Linked DNA regions of Homo sapiens: region 2 is linked to region 1. The links are chromatin contacts, found by Hi-C or POLR2A ChIA-PET in ENCODE. All regions are on one chromosome and are shown on one strand. Each heading gives the region's core, a stretch centred on a gene start or an enhancer-like site at or near the end of the contact. The rest is flanking DNA. Distances are from core to core; before and after follow the strand shown.

Region 1 (3,279 bases), core at 484-2,983:
CATCAGACAGAGGCTTGTTCAGACAGAAACACACCTTGTTAAGGTCTGCTTCTGATTTTTACTGTCACTTGCGGTGATCCCCTGTCCAGAGGCTTCCCTCACTTGTCCCTCTGTTGGTCCAGAATCAAGGACATCCTTCACATCTCAGAAACCCACCCAGTCCCATATGGTTCCAACTCTCAGAGATCTCCCTACGGCTAAACTGTGGCAATTAGAGGACTGTCATAAGACAAAACTACTTCTATGACCCCCATCTTATCAGACAATTGCATTCTCCCTTCTACAAATTTTTGTATAATGCTGAGAAAGAAGTAGCTCTCTGAAATGGCAACTCCAAGACTTCAATGAAACTTTTAGCATCTGTTGGTCAATCCTCCTGCTGATACTGAGTCACCACTCATTTGTGGTGATTCTAAACCTCATTTTATGATTCACATTCTAAAAATGGGGTGAGGTTTTTACCAAGCAACTAATTCCAGTATGAACTTAACCTCACAATTATTGGGTTCTTCTGTGGGTTTCCAGCTGCTTAGCACAGCACTTTTCAAGGTCTGATTTCTTATGGCTTATTGGTGTGGCTCTTCCATGGCAAATACCTAAAATCCATTTTATGGATTTATGGTATGGAATATGATGGGGGGTTCCATGTGATCAATTTGTTCCACCAGTCTTCATTGGGACCACTCATTGTCTGTCACCAGCCCATGTCTGGTCTGGGACAAGTGAAGGAAGGATAGATAAAGTTTTGGGGCTCTTTTTTCGTTCATACGTTCTGAGGAATGGTCTTGGTACTTTGGCCAGAATGCACCTATATCTATAATGAAGAGGATTTAGAATCTGCCTTCTGGGCACTGTAGCTGAGCACATGACTCTACTTAGCATTTTGAACAATGACTGAAACCAGATTCTGCAAATGACAGAAATGCAGTGGTTTCATGAAATCTGCATTCCAGTCCCAAGACTTCTACGAACAAGTTACGCAACGTTGGGCGAGTCATTTAACAATAGCAGCAGTGCTGGCGATGGCTAACATTGGTTTGGAATGGAGCCTGGGGCACAGTAAGCCCTCTGTAAGGTCACCTGCTGTTTTCATTGTCATCGTTACAGAGGGTTTATTACATCCAGTCCTTAGTACTTGGCGTACATTATCTTGTTTAATCCTCGGAATTATGGAGTGAGTTTTATTATTCTTTCTGTACAAGGTTGAACTGAAGCTTAAAGAGGTTGAGTTATGAGTCCACGACTGTATAGGACTCCAAGACTGTATAGGACTCAAATCCGAACAACCTAACTCCTGGGCCTGTGATCACAATCTCTATTCGTGTGCCTGATTTCCTTGGGCCTCAGTTTTCTCATAACACCTGAAGTTGTTGATCTTTAAAACCTTTCAGTTTAAAATTTTTAAATATTTTCCTCTTACCTTCACCTTCGTCCCCTGTTCTCTTCCCTACCCCACTTATCCATGACTTTTGCTGGGTTCATCATTGCAGGATTGGCAGGATGTTTTCCCCATTGAGTGATGACACTGCATGTGTCAGCATAGGGACTTGTATTGTGGGTTTTTTTTTTTTTTTTTTTGACGGGTGCTGTGGGGCTGGTTTACATGCTGCTGTCGTTGAAAGAGGAGGAATCTGACTCTTCAATTTTACTGCCTTATCTTGGCCCGCAGCCATTACCACATTGAGTGACACACATTTGACAGGGCTTGAGAAAGTCGTCAAAGGCAGAAGCCAGTGGGAATCAGCTCTTTGTGCTTGTGGACCCTGCACTGCTCTCTGGTAAGATCTGGTTTGGGAGACCTGCTCTCTCCAGGCTGTTTGCCTATGTCTGGCCTTGTGGTTGGCAAGGATCCTAGGAGAGGGACTTGGAGAAGAGGCTTCTGGGCTTCCCATCCTTTATACAGCTTGGGGTGTGCTGGCAAACTTTCACATGGGGAGTTTCCCGGACATTTCATTACAGTTCCATTGTAATTGATATTTGTAAAGTACTTAAGTTGGGTGATAGTCTATATGTACTGTATTCTGTTGTACTTCTTTGCGGCTGTGACACCAGGGTTAGAGTGTTTTGGCTGCAGAAGACCTGGGCTCAAGGGTTGGATCTATCACTTAGTGTGGTGCTTCAAACACACCTGCTTGTTATGGCTTTTACTTGATTATTCTTTGGGTGAGATCTTATTATGAAGAAAAGTCAGCCACTGTGCTGAGATTTGTAAACTCTTCCACTTAGCCTGGAGGAAGCATTTTACCAAAAGGGCCTGGAAGCACTAAAAGTATTAGGTAAGTCACTTAATTTTTCTCAGCCCAAATTTCTTTATCCATAGAAGAATTAGAGTACTATGAGTCCTACTCATCAAAATGGCTACTGAATCAAGTGAAGTATGGTATGAAAATGTGTTTCTGAAAATTATAAATTCTATATAAACATTAGTTGTTTTTAGGAAGCATCATATGCCAAAACTGTTTTAAACACCAAAAAAGCAAAAGCTGTTCATGTTTTTACCGATTTTCCCACCTAGAGATTATTTACTGCAGATGATAACCTGTAGTAAAATTTCCTAAACTTTTCATTGTGCAGCAATTGGAAGACTGTGAGTTAAGTTGTTCTAGAAACTATCTGAATATTGTGTATATTTAGTTAATAAGAACTGATATTGTTCAAGGTATATAGTAGCTCTTCTATGGAAGCACATTAATTTTAGATAAATTCAGATTTTATTAATTCATTATAAATCATTATTAGATCAAGAGCTAGGTTCAGGTTGTAAAAAGATATTAATACCATGAACAAAATTATGTCAATTAAGAATCTTTCTGTATTCCTAGAACATAATTGCAGTGTGAGCAAAGGCTAGACCATTGTAACTAATTTAAATAGGCCTAGATTGAAAATGTTACTCTAACTCACATTTTTCACTACCACAGATGTTCCCTATCCTCTTACTCCAAATGAACAAGATCACTTCATTTCTATTTTTCTTGATTGATAAACCATGCTTGGAGATACCATCTGGAGATTGTTGGGTTTCTGCCAGAGATTTAAATCAGGTTTATAAAGAGTTACCTGCCTAAGGCAAGAAACTGGACTAATTTAATAGAAAAGAACATGCTTTTATTTTGCCAGCTAGTAAGAGAAAGTGAAAGCATTTTGAAAAGTTTTAATATTTGTTTAGCAATGATAGTATTATAGATGACAATATTTCTAAAATACAATAATTAGGGAAATTAGAGAATCTAATTGCTGAAATTTGTGTAATTATTTGCAAGTGTGATATGAAGGCTT
Region 2 (3,279 bases), core at 486-2,985, 50 kb before region 1:
GAGGGCCCCACCCTCATGACCTAATCACCTCCCAAAGGCCCCACTTTCTAACACCATCACTTTGGAGGTTAGGATTTCAACATATAAATTTTGAGGAGAAACAAACATTCAGACCATAGCAAGTACTTTCATTAATACTTTTTGTTTGATTATATGTTCAGATCATAATAGATTTGATATATTAGGTTAAGTAAAAATATATTATTAAAATTAATGTAGCTACTGAAAGTTTCAAATTATATGTATAACGTACATTATATTTCTATAGGAGGACAGTATTGGTCTTTACACAGATTTTAAGGTTCTGTCCTGCTATGAGGTTCCATGATTCAAATACGAGCAGTCTTAGAGGGGAAAAGAAGTTCCAGGCAAGCCTTGCACTTAGCCATCCAATCCTAGGGAATTATCCTACAGAAACACACATGGGGATCTGCACGATGCGTGTATGTTTGTAGTATTGTTTGTAGCATGAAGAAAAAGGCTGAAAACAAACTAAATGTTCAACAGAAAGGAACTGGTTAATAAATGATAGTACATCCATGGGACATGTACAGGCATTAAAAAGGCAAGATATTTCCCGTAAGAATCACCTGAGACACTTATTAAAAATATCAATATAGGCCAGGTATGGTGGCTCATGCTTGTAATCCCAGCACTTTGGGAGGCCAAGCTCAGAGGATCACTTAAAGCCAGGAGTCTGAAACCAGCCTGGGCAACATAGCAAGACCCTGTCTCTACAAAAAAATTAAAAACAGCCAGGTGTGGTGGCACATGCCTGTAGTTTCAGCTACATGGGAAGCTGAGGTGGGAGAATCACTTGAGCCCGGGAGATTGAGGCTGCAGTGAGCTACGATTGTGCCCTTGAACTCCAGCCTTGGGAACAGAACAAGACCCTGTTTCTCTCTCTCTCTCTCTCTCTCTGTCTCTCTCTCTCTCTCCACACACACACACAAAGACTTCCCCAGGTGCCTCCCTGAGAAATTCTCATTCAGCAGGTTTGAAGTGAGACCTGTCAATCTCAATGTTTAAAAAGCACCCCTGAGAGATTCTGATTTCCAGACAAGTTTCCAGACACTAAAACAATTGGTAAGTATATATAACTGCATGGAAAAAATATGCAAGATAGTGTTTGGACTTATATTCTATGATGCATTTTTGTTTATAAAACAGGATTGCATATGTATGTTTGTGTGTAGAAATACACACACTGATGTATAGAAAAGATTTGGAAGGACATAAGCCCAGCTGCTATAGGTGATTACCTCTTGGAAACGGGAAAAAAGAAATGGGCTTTGCATTTTTACTTGCATACTTCAATGTTTGTTTGTTTATGCATCACTTACAGGAGGGGGACAAGAACCCCCTCGTGATTTCATCAGTTCCCAAGTGTTTGGGGAGGGTGAGCAATGGAGGAAGCCAGGGGTGAGGCAGTCAGCTGCGCTCACAGCCATGGCGTCACACCCCAGGGACTGCCCATTGTGAAGTCCCTTGGGGTGCCCCCTCCCTGCACTCTCATTCTTCCCACTAGCCCCAGACGGGCTCTGCCATCAACCTGCAGCTCCTCCTGAGCTGCGGCTCTTCCCGCTCTGCCCCCAACACAAGGAGAGCCCCGACTTGGGAGGAGGGCTTTTCAGATCGCAGCTTGGCCTGAGGCAGAGCCAGAGCGATGAGGTCACCCAGCACAGCTGCTAACTATTTCAAGGAAACAGGTGGTGGCTCTGGCCTTTTCATGGGCTTGGAGTTTTCTGGGAGAGGCCTCTTCAAGGGCGTCCTTGAAGCCCAGCCATGGATGTCCCTGTGGTTGGGAAAGGGGAGCTCAGGGTAATGGAGTATCCTCAAGAACCTGCAGATATTACCTCCCTCCAGAACCGTGGTCTCAGCCCTGGCTGCATATTCCTTCAACGGGAGGGCTTTAGAAATGCTGTGCCAGAGCTGCACCCCAGACCAACAAAATCAGACTCTCCAGGATGCGGCCAAGGCATCAGTATGTGGAAAGCTTTCAGGTGAGTCCAATGTGCAACCAAGGTTGAGACCACCGGTCCAACCCTTGCAACTAAAGGCCCTGGACCAGCAGCATTCCCTGGAAGCTCGTTAGAAATGCAGAATCTCAGAATCTGCATTCCAAGATCTCCAGGAGATTTGTGTGCAAAGAGCTTGGAAACGCTGCTGCTACAGGTAGACGTGGAGCTAGAGGATAAACACGTAGGCTCTGGGGAGTGCAAAAGGGGTGAAATGCCATCTAAGCCCTTGACTTCTCCCCCTTGATGTAATGAAGATAACAAAATCTTCATCTTGGATTGTGGTGATGATTCAGCTTGACGATGTCTGTACCTGGTACTTAGCACTCAGTATATATGAGCTTCTATTTTGTTAGGATCGTTACTGTTTTTAATCCTGAAATGCAACCTGCTCAGTTGGCCAGCCTGCTATGAGCATGTGCTGGCTGTGTTTTTTGTCCAGCTCAGCCCTCGTCCTGCCAGCATCAAATGTCTTTTCTCTCTGGGAACTCAGACACAGGGACCAGAAAGTTCATGGCTCAATCCAGACTGTCTCCGATCCCAGAGTTGTTTTTCCTGTGAAAATCATGTGATTGCTCCATCGCTAGGGAAAGTCAAACAATAAAAGGGTGTAGGTTCTCGTAATTGCTGTGGAAGCTGCAAATGTGGAGTGTTTCTGTGCCAGCTGGAGAGGAGAAGGATTTGGGAAGGAGGGTTCCAAATCCTGCCTCCCAGACTTATTGGTTGTGGTTCAACTCTGGACTGAGAGTCTGAGGAGGTGGCCCCGTGAAGATTGGAGAATCAATCACTGATCTGCGACAAACAGTGCATAGCATCAAGCAATTCTGTGCTTTCAAGGATAGCAGTCTCCCTCAACAATAGCACTTTCTTTAAAAGCCCTCTTCATTCATTTAAAAAAACATTAATTAAGCATTCCCTAAGTGCCAGGCATTGCACTATTATCTCATTTCATCATCAAAGTTACACTTTGGGGCCGGTATTACTCTCATTTTACAGGCAAGAAAACAGGCTCAGAGATGTTTGGTTCTAGGGTTAAACAGCCATTGGATAACAGAATTGGAATCATACAGAGGTTGCCCTGAGTCCACAGTCCCCCTCTGGGTCACCCTATGCTACTACTTCTCCCCAATCCAGGAAAACATGGTGTTGGAGGATGGAGCCCCTTTTAGTGAAAGACTGGGCTGTTTGTTATTCTTTGTGTTTTTCCCTCCTACTGTTGAGACTGGCACCATCTCCTCAAGTCACTCTGCCAATCCCTTCA

The links. A loop is a pair of places that touch in the nucleus more often than their neighbours do. ChIA-PET counts read pairs that join two places held with the same protein, here RNA polymerase II (POLR2A). Pooled maps may share reads with other maps.
Region 2: a map of gastrocnemius medialis shows a loop between it and region 1 (4-fold over the local background). The contact joins the promoter of LINC02308 here to the promoter of STON2 in region 1. A Hi-C loop is called at or near these places in 12 of 168 maps with a recorded cell type or tissue (Caco-2, Calu3, K562 and 5 more) and 9 of 50 pooled maps. POLR2A ChIA-PET finds 5 or more read pairs at or near these places in 12 of 52 experiments (AG04450, H1, HEK293T and 8 more).

Annotation. Positions count from the first base shown.
Region 1 is chr14:81,398,778-81,402,056 of GRCh38, reverse strand. STON2 (stonin 2) reads left to right here and starts at 1,733. Exons shown (of 8, transcript NM_001394390.1): 1 at 1,733-1,778.
Region 2 is chr14:81,448,613-81,451,891 of GRCh38, reverse strand. LINC02308 (long intergenic non-protein coding RNA 2308) reads left to right here and starts at 1,735. Exons shown (of 3, transcript NR_109999.1): 1 at 1,735-2,003. RefSeq lists an enhancer at 1,438-2,412.